2 separate regions of the Homo sapiens genome follow, and region 2 is linked to region 1. A link is a loop called in an ENCODE intact Hi-C map of the cell type or tissue named here. Cell type or tissue: mammary epithelial cell. All regions are shown on one strand.

The links. Peaks named below come from ENCODE experiments on the same cell type or tissue, not always from the same donor. Only the 100,000 strongest peaks of a DNase experiment are listed, where the experiment ranks them.
Region 2: it touches region 1 in a loop (5-fold over the local background); 11 of 110 quality-filtered maps call a loop at or near these places.

What each region holds. Positions count from the first base shown.
Region 1 is chr9:21,786,095-21,794,094 of GRCh38, forward strand. No RefSeq gene overlaps it. Among named protein-coding and RNA genes, the nearest start is that of MTAP, 13 kb to the right of the region's middle. In mammary epithelial cell, CTCF peaks have their summits at 3,529 (motif pointing left) and 3,728; a DNase peak (open chromatin) is centred at 3,547; H3K27ac peaks cover 456 bases.
Region 2 is chr9:21,546,410-21,554,409 of GRCh38, forward strand. All of the region lies in intron 1 of MIR31HG (MIR31 host gene), which reads right to left. Among named protein-coding and RNA genes, the nearest start is that of MIR31HG, 9.4 kb to the right of the region's middle. In mammary epithelial cell, no CTCF peak of the experiment used is centred here; DNase peaks (open chromatin) are centred at 2,982 and 3,112; H3K4me3 peaks cover 2,661 bases; H3K27ac peaks cover 7,646 bases.

The DNA of each region.
Region 1 (8,000 bases):
ACTGAGGTCTCCTAAGAAAGCAGGAATTCTGCCACCAGACTGTCTTCAGACTCAAGACTGCAGCATCAACTCTTCCCGGAATCTCCAGACTGTCAACCTGCCCCACAAAGTTCACACTTAGCCCCTACAACTATATAGATATAGATATATACATGCATATGTATATAAGTACATGTGTGTGACATACACTTACACACATACACATGTGTTCATATGTGACATACACTTGACACATGCACACACACACATCCTACTGGTTCTGTTTTTTTGGAGAATCCTAATATAACTGGCATAACTTTCCTGCTAAAAACCAACCAGTGTTTTTATAGAAGGCCAGAGAATGAGTATAGGATTAGTTTATCCCCCTTCTCATAATTAACTTCCCTGTCCCCTTACTCCATGGATGGAAAGGAAGTGGGTGTGAAATGCTTCCTGAGGATGAGCATCATTCTGCATTCTGATGCAAGCATAGCTGCTTCTGCTGCCTTTGCTAACTTCACAGGGGCCTGACCCAAAAGCCAAAAAGGCCATGGGTTTATATTATCTATCACTTCAATTTAAGTTATATGCCTTTCTTCCTGAAAGTCACGGAGTATCTGGAGATGAGAAGTTGCCTCTATTAGAAAAAGCAGGTTTTAGATAGCAAAACCCACTCTGCCAGAAATTCTTTGTTGCCTCTTAGTAACTGTTGTTTTGTACCAGTTCCTCCCCTGTTGAAATGTAGGTATGCATTCCCTTTAGCCCTTTTCCAGGTATGTTAAGATTGGATTATATTTCATTATCAGTTCCAAGAGGACTATCTGTTGATCCTTAAAGGAGCTGCCAAAGAAGGATGGGCTTTCCTCTTAAAATTTTAGACCTTTTGCTTACTCTAAAAAATAAGAATAATACAGGATTGACTAGAAGATTGGTCACTCTTCCATAATAAGATTAAATATTCCAATTTTCAAAGAATAGATTATATTTTCTAATGAAATTTAATAGTAAAATCCAATGATACTCAATTGCCCTCGTATGTGTCCAGTCATTGCTCATGATAGAACTTTTGTTAAAACATGAAAACAATTTACCATCTTGTCCTTCAATCCCTCCTCCAGTAGAACCTCCTTCTTAAAATATTTTAATGCTCTGCGTGCCCTGTAGAATAATATCAGAAGTCTTTAGGGTGCTATGTAAAGGTCAGAAACACCAATGCTCGTGGGACTAGAGGCAAGGCTGGGACTGAATGTGAGACGAAGAGGCCAGGGACAAACTGGGCAGTGCGCATGTCATCCACTGATACTGTGTTGGAATTAGAGAATGATATTGGAAGACACTCCAAATTTTCTAGAAAGCTTGGAAATCCCTATTTTTTCATGTAGAGGTTTCTAAGTTGTAAATGTTGACAGCTTATTTTTTAAAAATACTAGCCATGCACGGTGGCACATGTCTGTAATTCCAGCTACCTGGGAGGTTGACGTAGGAAGGTTCCCAGAGCCCAGGAGTTTGAGGTCCCCCTGGGTAATACAGTGAGACCTTGCCTCTAATAAATAAATAAATAAATAAATAAATAATGAATGAATGAGCGAAACAAACCTCATCTAATTTCCAAATTAACCCTTGGATTCCTGTTTCCAATGCTAGACTCTGACCTATGTCCGCCCGAAAGGCTTCATCTCTCACTCTGCCCCCTTATACTCACACCCTGTGCTCTAACCACATTCCAAGAACGGCAGCTCTTTGAATGTACCACACTGGTTCCTACTTTGGTGCCCTTCAACACATGTTGCCCAGCCCTGCCTTCACTACATGTCCAAAAGCCCTTCCTTGTTCCCTTTTCTTGCCTGCAAATACATATTGCACAGTTCAGCTCAAGGGCCTTTCTTCAAGGCATCCCTCACCCCTACCCAGGCCAAACTCACCATACCCTACCTTGTCACCCCCTATCCCAAAACTGTATATAACGTCCTTATTATATCTATAACATTTGGCTCTTATTTATTTTCTTTACTCCTCCTAAAAGACTCTAAGTTCCCCAAAGGCAGAGACAGTATCTTTTCAATCTCTATTCTCAGCACCTCATGCAGTAGCTAGTATACCATCATCATCATCATCATAATTAACACATTCAGTACTTACCATGTTCCAAGTGCTTTACAAGTATTAACTTGAACTCTCACACAAACCCTGGATAATCACCCTAATTTTACAGATGAAGAAACTGAAGCTGAGTGTCATAAGCTTCAACACCAAATAGTGTAGAGTCAGAGAGTATGGGTCTAGACCTTGCTTCTCTATCATGTTTTCTCCCATATGGCACAGTGGTTTTGTTTTGTTTTGTTTTTTTGTGTGGAAATAAAATTAAACCTAAGGTTCATTTCCTAGTAGTTGATCACTTCAGTATTTCCAATCTCTTTCTTATGTATCTTTCAGTTGCTAATAAAATAGAAAGCTCAGAGATAGTTTTGCCAAGAAGAATTTTATTAAAATACTGCCACTTAAGGACTCTAATCCCACCCAGCCCTCCTGAATTCATCTGGTCTTGATTCAGCCTTGGTGAAAACAGGGTGCAGTCTGACCTACCGATAACCCCATTAAGCAGTTTCTTTTGATGCAAACAGCAATTTAAGCAAATATGCCCTTTTGTTTTCTCTAGAGCTCTTTCTTATCGTAGTAATATCCAAGCTGAGCTTCATGTGGGAAATCAAAGAGCCAAAGACAGGGACTTTTCATTATACACAGAAATCCGACGGAATGCTTTTTATTCCCATTCAAGCAGTTACTACTTATCTGCGTGACTAAGGTATGGAAGATCTAAAAAGAAACTAAGTGCTAGTCTGGCCTCTACTCCTTCACCCAGATGGAAGTTTCACAAGCACGTTTAAAGCTTCGGGTCAAGTGCTGTCACTCTCAAAAACCAGTGGGTCTGCATTTTCCTTTGCACTACAAGTACTCTAACTACAGACATTGTTCCGGTTTTTATCTGATTATAAGTATCCAACTAAAGTAGTTAAATGTTTAGAAAAGGTAAATAACTGATAGTGCATAAGGGAACCTGAAGTACTCTGTTGACACTTAAATTATATAGCCAAGGACAATGGAGGAAATCATTTAGTGCTATTAATCAGTAATCTAACAGTATTGTGTCTGTGTGCAACTGTCTTTCTTTTGGCTAATATCTGTGAATTAATTGGTCATTGAAAAATCTGATAAAGGAATATTCTAAAAGTACACAGTGAAATCCAAATTATTTCTATCAATTACAGCTCACCTTTTCTGAGGCTTAAACTTGACATGTAAAAACATTTTAGTTATCTGTTTCAAAATGAACAATATACCTCTGGTTAAAATTCTACCTTTTAAAAATTAAGGTATTTGAGACCTACAGGGATTAATTCTCTACTTAATATTTACTTTACTTTAGTAGTTTTTCTACAGAAAGTTTGTGAAAGATTTCATCCCCTATATATGTTTCTTTATCCTCCAAAATCTGGTCCTACAACTGTACTCCTTGACCCATAAGGTCAAGTGGTGCCATCTGCTGGTCATAAGAAGTGGTGTCATCTGCTGGTCATTGGTATATAACTATGAGAAAAACCACGTGCACTGTTGTAGAAGCAACTTAAGTAAACTGCAGTAGAGTACACTTACCACTTTAGAATTAACCTTTAAGTTATAACTTCTCTCTTTCCCTTCCCCCTTTCTCTCTCGCACTTTCTCTTATGAAGCCAATATGACTCAAGTTTTAGACTATTTTAAAAGGCAGGTTTGAGAAAAAAAAAAAAGAAAGCAAACTTTTGATGCCCCCTGGTGTTCAGGTTCCTTAGCATTTCTGAACTTCCTCTTTTGCTAAAACTAAAACCATAATAATGTGTTCTTCATTCATTCATTCATTTAGTCATTCACTTATTCATTCATCTAATGAACATAACTATATCATGAACCTATGAATTACACTCTATTTGAGATAACTGGATACCAAATTGTGGCCAACATGACAAGGAAAGAAAAATGAAGAATCTCAAGACAAAATTCAATTGAAATCTGTTTTGAAGTGTCCTTTGAGTTTGTCAGTTCAGTTGTAGCAAATCTGTGATGGCTGCCCTTATAAGTAACCTGAGGAAGAGAGGAAAAGAGGGTAGAAGGTGAAGGGAAGAGAGGGGAGGAGGGAGAGGATGGGCTGGATCAGTGAACATAATATAATCCACTCATGACACACAGAACAGACAACTTGTTGCTTCCTCTTTAAGTGCATTATAAACTAACACTTTTTTTTTTTTTTTTGAGATGGAGTTTTGCTCTTGTTGCCCAGGCTGGAATGCAATGGCCCAATTTCAGCTCACTGCAACCTCCGCCTCCCGTGTTCAAGCGATTCTACTGCCTCAGCCCCCCAAGTAGCTGCGATTACGGGCATGCGCCACCATGCCCAGCTAATTTTTGTATTTTTTAGTAGAGACGGGGTTTCTCCATGTTGGTCAGGCTGGTCTCGAGCTCCCAACCTCAGGTGATCCACCTGCCTCGGCCTCCCAAAGTGCTGGGATTACAGGCGGAAGCCACCGTGCCCGGCCGACACTTTTAAATAAAGAGATAAATGAGCTTGATGGGAATATATTACTTTACGAGCAAGATTTGTGTCTAATGCTTTAACTTAATTGTGGCAATTATTGTCAGATGGTCTAGGAAAAAATTGTGTATCTGGTACATGACTTTTGGGGAGCTCTAGGAAGCCCTCAGCAACATCATATTTCCCTTTGCACACCTCTGCTCCAGAGATATTTTCACAGTTGGATAAGATGCTTCTTAGATGATCACCAATACTCCATGCCTACTCATCAGTCCAGCCACTTGAAACAATCACCAGTACAACAGGACCGCCATATCTCCATGATATGAAATGAAGAGCTCATCCACGTGCCAGGAAGGTGGTGCACCCCAGCTGAATGGGAACAGAAGTTCCTGTGCTCAGGACCCTTCTAGACTTCACTTTATGTATCTTTTTATCTGGATATTTATTCATATCCTTTCAAATACCCTTCATAATAAATCAGTAAACGTGTTTCCCTGAGTTCTGTGAGCCACTCCAGCAAATTAATCGAACCCAAAGGTGGGGGGAGGAGGTTCACGGGAACCCCAATTTGAAGCCAGTCAGTCCGAAGTTCCAGAAGCCTGGACTTGCAACCGGGGGGAAGGAGGGGATGGGCTTGTGGGAGTAAGCTCCTAACCTGTGGGATCTGATGATTTATCTGGGTAGATAGTTGGAATTAAATTAGAGGACACCCAGCTGGGTCCTCCTGCAGAATTGACTGCTTGCTTGCTGGAGGGGGAAAATAAACACATATTTTTGGATCACAGAAGTCTCCTGTGTTGATTGTTATGGTGTGAGAGCACAGGAAAAATGGTTTGAGAGTTTTTCCTAAACAACATGATATACACGTACCAAAATATCACTGTATCCCACAATACATACAATTATTTTGTGCCAACTAAAAATAAAAGGAAAAACAAGAATTTAAAAATCCTAGCATGGTACTGGCATAAAAGCAGACATATAGAACAGTGGAACCCAACAGAAATTTCAGAAATAAACTCCTATTTGTGGTCAATGTAGTTTTGACAAAGATTTCAAGAACACACAGTGGGTATAATGACAGTCTCTTCAATAAGCAGCGTTGGAAAAACTGGATATCCACCCACAGAAGAATGAAATTAGACCCTCATCTCACTCCATATACAAAAATAAACTCAAAATAGATTTCAGATTTAAATGTAAAGCCCAAAACTGTAAAATTTCTAAAAGAAAACGTAGAGGAAATGCCCTGTGATACTGGTCTGAACAGTGGTTTCTTGGATACAACATAAAAAGCATAGGAAATAAAAGAAAAAATAGACAAATGAGACTGTATCAAACAGAAAAATCTTCTGGACAGCAAAGGAAATAATAGAGTAAAGGAACAACCCAAGAATTCGGATAAAATATTTGCAAATCTGTCTTCTGATAAGGGCCTAATATCCAAAATATATAAGGAACTAAAACAATTCAGTAGCAAGAAAACAACCTGATTTAAAAAATGGGCAAAGGACCAAAGTAGACATTTCTCAAAAGAAGATAAATGGCCAACAGATACATGAAAAACTATTCAACATCATCAATCATCAGGGAAATGCAAATTAAAATCACAATGAGATATCAAGTCATTTCTATTAGAACGGCTATTATCAAAAAGATGAAAGAGAACAAGTGTTGGAGGGGGATGCGGAGAAAAGGGAACCCTTGTGCACAGTGGTAGGAAGGTAAATTAGTATAATCACTTCAGAAAACAGTACAAAGTTTCCTTAAACAAACAAAAATACAATTACCATATGATCCAGCAATTCCACTTCTGGACATACATCCAAAGAAAATGAAATGAGTATGTCAAGGAGATATGTGCACTTTCATGTTTATTGAAGCATTGTTCACAATAGCCAAGACGTGAAATCAACCTAAGTGTCCATTATGAATGAATGGATAAAGATGATACACAATTGAATATTATTCAACCTTTAGGAAAAGAAGGAAATTCTGCCCTTTGTGACAATGAGGATGAACCGGGAGAAAATTATGCTAAGTAGAATAGGCCAGGCAGAGAAACACAAATACTGTACTGCATGATCTTACTTATATATGGAATCTAAAAAAGTCAAACTCATAGATGTAGAGAGTAGAACGGTGCCTACCAGAAGCTGGAGATTTGGAGGTAGTGATTATTTGAATGGGGAAAGGGAAGATGTTGATCAAAGGGCACAAAGTTTCAGTTAGACAGAAGGAATAAGTCTGTGATCTATTGCACAGCATGGTGACTATAATTAAGAATAATGTTTTATATATTTCAAAATTGCTAAAAGAGTATATTTTAAACGTTCTTACATAAAGAAATGCTAAGTATCTGAGATAGAAAATATGTCAGTTTGATTTAATTATTCTATAATGTGCATATATGTTCATATATAACATCTCCTGAATATATACAATTCAGGATATATATATATATACATATGTCTCCTGAATATATACAATTATTGTCAATTAACAATAAAATTAAGAAAGATATAGCAAGCAAAAAATACTCCTCTTCCACTTTCCCTCAGTACTTTACAAATACATTTCCCACTGCATTCTTATGAAGTGCTAGTTTAGTAATTAGTAAGCCTCTTTATACTTCACCCTCATTTTAAGTCACCGTTTCCATCTATTTTCCTTTACTGAAATCTGCCTATCCTTTCACTCTACAGCTTTCTCTTAAGGAGGTTGTTATTTTTCCATTCCCTACATACTAGGGGACTGTGATGAAGGGTAGCAATCTCCTGGTTTCTCATTGCCAACTCCAGGTTGGTTTGCTTCCATGGCCTCTAGAAAAACTAATGCTATTAGAAGGTGGTCTCTTCCATCTGGCTCTACCATCCTCTGATCATCCCTGTGGCTTTGATTTACCAGCCCCTCCAACAGCTGGACCTTGTATCATGGTCTTCGTCTTACCCCAAGTCCTATCTGCCACAGTTCTAGGAGATGTAATATGAATGTAGACAATACACACATGGAGATTTAAAAAAAAACAAACCACCTTCCCCCTTTCCCCCATCTGACTAATTCACTTGCTCACTTCTTGGATCTTTCCATAACCTTTAGAACTTATTACTCTTCTAAAACCTTGAGCTCCGATATCTCCCTCCAGGACCTCCTCTCCTTCCCTCTTTCACATTCCCTCACCCTACCCTCATGGCTCTTAGACTCCTTTAAGTCCTCCAGTCCCTTGATCCTCCACCCCCTTGATCCTCCACCTTCCCCCATCATCCAGGTCCTTCATGGCTTCATTGTTCCCCACAGGGCTGGATTTCTTTGATTGATAAGATAAACTTATACTTCCCCAACATCCTCAATTCCTTGAGGTCCTATCTGATCAGACAAGGGTGAAGGGCTGTCAGAAAAAATTACACGCCCTTGCAGATTGGTACCATTTCTAATTCATGGTCCCTAATCTGAC
Region 2 (8,000 bases), 240 kb before region 1:
GCTTATAACAATCTGAGAAAAATAATATTAACAGTATAAAGGCAGAACACAGCTGGCTAATTTAAGTGAATACAATTTTTAAAAGCATTTACTCCATTGGGACTCATAATTACAGTATTTTGCCAGTAAATCTGTAAACATTTCATATCATATGTATTAAAAGATCATGCTTCTGAATTAGTAACTCTTAAAAGGTAAAATTAAATATTCATAAATTTCAATAATTTGAAACACCGCAGTTTGAAATTAATTGATAAAAGTATCCCCAAGTCCAGGAAGATAATAAATTGCTATCTTCTGTGTTACTGAAATATAATTTGTATTATTCCTCAATTAGTAACCCCTACAATTTTAACTGTGGTGATAAAGTGTTCTACAATATGCAAGGTGGCAATTTCAAAACCTTCCCCTAAAACCAGTATTCTCAAGTCTTTTAAACTCATAACTAACCAAGCAGAAAACTCTCATATAAAAAGTCCAGCAGAGCTATGAGTGGTTAGACAGGTTAACGCCAACCTACAGAGGAATGGAACAGAAAATACACATCAAAATCATTCAGGGATCAAGGGCAGCAAACTCTTGAAATGGTTAGAGAAATCATGGTGTGGCATATTTCTCTTAGGCAAGCAGGGTCATTTCTGAGTTGGTCCTTCTCAGTAACCCAAATGAATGAATGCTCTTTTAAAGTGCCCATTAACTGAGGTGCATTTTTCTGGCTGTTTTTATAAAGTGCATGCCATAACAGGTACTTGTTTGGACAAAGATAAACATCGCTTTGTGTTCACATGCAAGTATGGCTTGTCACTTGGCACTTTGTGAATTACTTCTCAAAAAGAAGTCCTACTTTCAGCAGTTCTTGAGGAAACAGACAAGGGATCTCCCTACAGCCACTGATTTTAGGAGGTAGGGATTAAAAGTGTCAGGAACAGAGCATCTATTTTTGCTCATGTTTTAATTGGAAGTATAGTTACCACTCAAGCCAACTGGAAGCAGAAAAGCCTTCAAGATAATACATTAGAAGAAAAGTTAAGAGGGACACTGAAGATCATAATCCAATTGAAGAAAGAACCATTGAGTCATAGGATATGAAAATTTGGATGGAACCTTTATTAAACTAGACGGGATAGTCTAATAGCTTCATTTAACCAATTCAGAAAAGTATAAAAACAAGTCTTCAGTGAGACCTCTTACCCTACAAGAAATACAAAATCTATAATAAAGATCAAGTAATAAAATAGGGCTTGCAGTTCCTAACCATTCACAGTGGACATGCTCCCAACACCTGCAATATACATACATTTTTACTTTCTGTGTTTAATGCTGTTTCTACAAATTCTGCCACGTGTATATGATCATCCGGCCATGCAGTAAAAAAGCATCACTCTAAAGTGGTATGGTCTATATTGGAAAGCAAGTGTTACTCCAGCACCTAAGTTTCTAAATACTTGAATATTTTTGCCTCCCACCAGAACTGACTATAAATATAATTATTAACCATCCCAGACAAACTATAAAGACTCAAATAAAAGTAGACTCAAAGGATAAACATATTGCATATTGAAGAATGCTACTAGAATGAATATGTCATCCTATAGTTTGGATTAATAGGGCTCAAACTATGAAATGTGTCATGTCATTTCAGAAAAAGCAAAAAAGTTTGAATGTAGAGAGAAAGGAGTAGGAGTTCATATAGCCACTAGACTCACATTTTTTACATGAACCATTGTAGGATATGCATTTTACATCATGACCTGGTACACAATACATACATAACTAAAACAAAACTTTTACAAAGCAAGACTTACCGCTATGTGCAATGCACTATGATATTTCTCTATTTCTATTTAACTTCTTAAGTAATGCTCATGGTGACCCACAAAACTGATTTCATGATACACTAATGAATCAGATCCACATTTTGAAAAACATTATACCAGAAGACTATCAAATCTTCTTGCCCATGGCATATTATTCATAAATCCCAGCATTCTTCCCAGCAAGTTCAGCTAAGCTTCAGAACCCATTTCAAACAAGCATTCCAGGCAGCGAGTATCAACTATAGTTGGGACACAGTCACCACCTAAGTTTTAAGAGGACAAAGTGCAGGGACAGAGTAGCTATTTTTATTATTTTGCACTGTTTGTACCCCCAGTGCTTGCAGAGCATCCAGAACAGAGCGGGCACTCAAATAACCACTAAGAGGTGAATCAGTAAACGACCACTAAGAAGATCAGAGGGTAAGCTTCGGTTTCTGAAGGCCCTCTGTAGCTCCTTGCACTCCATCTTTTGGCTACTTTGCTATCTTTAAATATAAAGCTTTCAAAATTCAATCACTTTGAGTACTGTATGTACCGTCCCTGCTCTCCAAACTCCACCTTTTAATAACAGTTACCTGTACTAGGCTACTTGATGGTGCCTCTGTTATTTTCAAAAACAATTAGTTTACACTTAAGGAATTACCAAAAAAGATTACAAATCATGATAGAGTCCCTTGATAACTGGAAAGAAGGACCTGCCAAAACATGGACTGGATATTAGTGCATGTATTTTCTTATTTCAACCCTTCAACAATCTATTTAGTTTCATATCATCAACCCATTTTACTGGTGGGAAACCAAACACTTGGAAAAAAGAAGTGAGGTCACACAATTAGTAAATGCTTGGCAGAGCCAGGATTTTAAACTAGGTATTTCATTGCTCTTTATTATACCTCAGCTGCTCTTAAAAATGGCATTTAAATTACAAAGAAACAATGACCAGAAGCCTCAAACCCATTTGAAGTGTGTGAATTGTTAACAAGTTATCGTGTTGGAAAAATAAAACCCTATAACTTAGTAATATACTTCATCACATAACTTTACTTTTTCTTTGCCAAATCTTTGTGAGTTATTCACTGCTGGGTATGTTTTTCTTGGCAGCTGTTAATCTTGGCTCCGACATAAGTTCTTACTGTAGAGTAATTCAGATACGTTAAGTCCTCTATTACACAGAGAAAAAACAAGACTCTCTCTCGTGTGTATGCGTGTGTGTGTGTGTGTGTGTGTGTTTATATTGCTCATGTCCAAGAGGAAATAAAAAATGGAAACAATATAAATTGGGGGTGTGTGCATCGGGCAGTTAAAAGACTTTGAAGGCAGAATCAACAATTTTGGCCTTTTGGCTCTCAGCAGAAGTAGTGTAAGGAAATGGAGCGGAAAAGAACAGTACGGGTCAGGTTTAACTCACATGCACCCCCACACAAGTGTACGCTGCTTGACGTAGTCACAAAACCTGCAATGTGTAATTTGCCCAATCATGACCATGAGTCACTGTAAAAGTTACTAAGAAGGTTGTTCAAAAAAAGCATATTTTTGTTATAACTTTAGTTCTCAACCAGGAACAATTTAGGGAACATTTGGCAATGTCTGGAGACATTTTTGGCTGACACTACTGGGTAAAAGACAGGGATGCTGCTAAACATCCCACAATGCACAGGACAGCCCCCCATAACAAGACATTATATGGGCAAAATGTCAGTAGTACCAAGGTTGAGAAACCCTGGTTTTCAGTGCAATAATATTTCGTGGACAACACAACTACTATACTCCAGCTGCCTCTCTGATCCTGTCTCCTCATCTGTAAAATAAAGATGATTATAGTGCCTCTTCATTGTGTTGTTGTGAGGATTGAGTCTGATTTATGTAAAGCATTTAAAACTACGCCTATGACATAAGTAGGTGCTAAATAAATGTCACTCTTATCACCACCAGCATCATCATCATCAAAGCTTACCACCATGCGGCATGACCCTTTATTAGGTGAATTCTCGGGGTGAAAGAGGATTCTGTGTTAAAATAAAGTTGGAAAATGGTAGGTTAAAATCAGACAAGTTTCTTTGTTGTGTAAATGCTTGGAATCTCTAATAAGCAAAAAATATAGGACATGGAGAATTTCACATTGATCTGACCAAAGAATCCTATGCAGAATCTTGCAGGACTGAACACTTTTAGGGAAAGGCCGGTGTGGTGAAAGGGCATATACTGAGACTCTATAAACAGGATTCAGCTCTTGAGTCTATCACTTATCTGCCATGAAGCTGGGTAAGGCCCTTGACTTTCCTTGGCCTCAGTGATCACCAACGCAAAAAAAAAAAAAAGCCCTTCCAGATCAGAAAGTCTCAGCTTCTCTGATGCTCCTGGTTGTAGCATATCACTGCAGACCTCAAAGACATGCACTGTCAGATGTCAAGGACACCAGGGTCAAGCAAAATGAAGAGCTATGACAATTCCCAGGATAATTATGCTCCCCAAATTCCTGTTACTAAGGAAGCTCAAATATCCAATGTGGGAAATCAAGAGGAACATGATATAAAAACTAGCCTTATCTGTTGTGTTTTTGCAAATGCAGTCTAACTTTTTAAACAGAAAGCAAAACTAGCAAAGAACAATATGGTGCAATTTTTTAAAAATCTCAACTACCTAAAGTGTAGACCAGTATTATCTCCTCAATTATCTTTTAGGTGCTAAATAAAATCAGCACAGAATACGGCAAGAAAGGATTGCTACCTCAAGGAACTAAAACTCTATTTGGGGAGGAAAATGCACATATATCAGACATCCCGTGAGTGCTGACAGTTTAAACAAAGACCAATGGGAGCAGAGTCATCTCAGTTATTGCCATTTTTGATAAGTCAAATGCACAACAGCAAAATACAAAATAAAATTTAAAAATGAAATATAAACATTTATCTTTTCGTTTGGGTTTCCAAGTAAGTGTTTTATACCACCTTATTGTTCAGCCATCATTGACAGGGGCCAGGAAGGTATTTAAACTGCAGGGTATGTGTACTATTTGTCATTCACTATACTCTTCCTCCCTGAGTGCACTGGTAAAAGTTTGGCCTGAATCCTCCATGCATGACAGAGATGTACTTTTCTGGGATACAAAGTGAAATGAGTATGCCTCGTATTGTCCAGGGCACGATTTCTTCATATTACAACCTTAAGATATTTTAAATTGTATAACTGGAATCTTTTACTCTGGAAGAATAGCCAGTGTACATATAGGTTATCCTTTCTTTTAATCCATTAAAGTCCATACCCATTTCATGACTCTGCATGGCATCTGTAATCTTGGGGTCAGGGAGGGAGAAACCAAGGTGTATGCTAAGACTCTTCTGTCCTCAGCAACCCTCTTAACCCAGGTACTGCTTAGATTGAACAGGCCGTGGTAACTGATAAGCAACATCTGCTCATTTCCTCATTGTTCACTCTCATACATGACTATGCATAAACTAGTGTCATTTTCTAGAATTCCATAGGTTCCACTAACTCTATTTCTGATGACAAACTTGTTTGTCTTTTTTTCTTTCGAAACCTTATGTTTCAGATGAATTTAAATGTAGTCCCTGTTTTTCATTTCCAGACACAAAAAGAGACAATGGCTTCCTCTTTTCAAACTGCTTTAGAATATTCTTTTGTTCAGAATCTCTTTCAAAATGTTGAGGTTTGGTTGTCTTTGGTGGTGTCCCAGAATGATGGTTTACATCATCCCGCTCTCAACCTCTCCCCCCATGCACAAGCTTTGCTTTCCTAGAATATAACCACTCTGCTCTGGTGAGCCTCAAAAGAAAAATTCTGATTTTAAAAATCTAAAGCTTTAATTACTTTTACTATTTAAAAGCCATTTTCCATTATAAAATTTATCATATAAATTTGTCTAGTTTTGTCTTTAACCTTTTTGCTTTGACCTTTGAACATACCCTGTTATCAATGTTTTTGCTATTAAAGCTCCTTTTGTTTCTTTGCATTTTAATCACTGTTTTGTTTCATTTGCAAACTGACTCCGTTCACTGCTTAGTCCTCTGTTTTGGTTCTTTTATTGTGTCCCCATGCTGAATTTCAGACACTGCAAAATGTGAGCCCTGAAAAGGGCCTTTGCATTTACCCTATTCAGGAGTGCAGGATCATTAACCACCACAAAATAAAAACTAGTTCCAACTTCCTCTGCCATCAGGGATAGAAAGCAGTGGGGAAGCTCTGAGAGGGAAGGTAGACTAGAGCCAAAGGGAAAGCATAGGTCCCGGTAGTGCTTCACCTGGATATGGATGTGTGTGTGTGTATGGAATGGTAGTGTCCTTGCATGTGGAGTTCCCATAAGTTCCCTAGAAGAGTTACAGTAACAGCAGTCACGTGAAACTTAGCAAGGAGACCTTGAAGATTTTAAAAACTCTTAGGCAGCCCTGAAGTGGGTCCTCAGTTTACACACTGATAGCCCAGGCAACTCACCCAAAGCCACATGGGAGTAAACACTAGAGATTCAGCATGGCAACCCAGATCCCTTCCTCTAATAGTAGGATACTAGCAAATACTATTTGCAAATACTATTTGCTAATACTATTTGTGAATACTATTTGCTAATACTAGCAAAGCAACATTTCCACCTTATTCTTTGGCTTTTACTTTTTCTCTTGTGAATTTAGTTCTATGAAATCTTGTTTCAGCACACATCTTAATTATGGCTGGCTCTGACAGTTCTGTCTCAAGTCCACAACTTCAACAGACTTTATACCCACACACAAGATCTATATATCCACGCCAAAGGTCAGGTGTGATAATAATGAAGAGGGAATTATCATTTTTAATGATAAGCTACCCACACTTGTTACTATACTTTGCAAGCACATATTATAATTTTCATAGGCAAAGACATATTATCCTTTTATTCATTGTCTCATTCATTGTTTTAATAAATGTTCAATGAACACCAATTTTGGGTTAGGTGCCTCGAAGACTATACTTATATTCCAATTCCAGTGCCATGGCTCTAAAAACAATGATCTATATGGTTCCTTTAGTATGGTCTTCAGAGAAAATTTAAATATCAGATTTAGTACTTTAAAGACACTATCTGCCTCTTTTGGTCATAAACATTAATTACTACCTATACCATCTGTGTCTTTTGCCAGACTTGGACATGAAGGACTTTGAATTAGTTCTAAAAATAAAAATTAAAATATGTGCTATAGCTGAGGACATCCAAAATGCTGTACAAATGACTCCCAAACAGGTTTCAAGAAGAGTTCCACAGATATTCTGCTTAATTAATGTGATATATAACAAAGTAATTAAGAGCAGAGACATAGAAATAGGAAAGACTTGGATTGGAGTCCCAGTACTACACCATTTATTAGCTGTCTGACCCCTTTAATCTCACTAGGCCAGTTTTCTTCTCTGTAAAATAGGAACAATCATGGCGCTTAGATGGGAGGGTTATTTGAAGCTTATCTGCGGTAATATAAGTAAAGCATGGAACCCAGGAAATGATCAACAGAAAGCGCTATAATTGTTATCACTGCTTTGACAATCAGAAGAGTTGGATGCATTTTATTTTAATATTTACTTTTGAACAAAATATTTGGATGAAGCTGACACCCTGGCAGTTTTAGAAAACAGTTTTGTGTTAGTTCTAGTTAGTATTTTAGATGTGATCTGAAATAAAAGTAGACAACAGTCAATTATGTGGCTCTGTTTATATTTTAATAATTTATTTCCATTTATATTTTAATATTTCCAGTAAAATTTATGTTTATAGCTTAGCTAATAGAACTATCTAACACATAGTAACTTGCCCATTATTCTGAAATATGTGGTCTTATCATTTCTACTTCAATAAATTTTGCAAAACAAAAAGGCCACCAACACTTACGATTAGCATAACGAACATCTTCAAAAGGAAAATTTACTTTTCAAATAAATCTGTTTTTTAAATTATTCTTAACTGGGCTATAACTAGCTCTCCATTTTTATATTTCCTTTTGACAGTGTGTTAATTTACAAAAGGAAATACAGAACATTAGCTTTGACCAATTGATAAATACATTTATTTTAAAAGGAAGCTGAATCTTTAAAATGTTTTGATCATCTTTGTCAGTTCATAAGATTTATGGCTATTTCTCCAGAATTTGAAAACCTCTTAGCAGCAAAAATAAAATTTATATTAAAGATTTATTATTCAAAAAA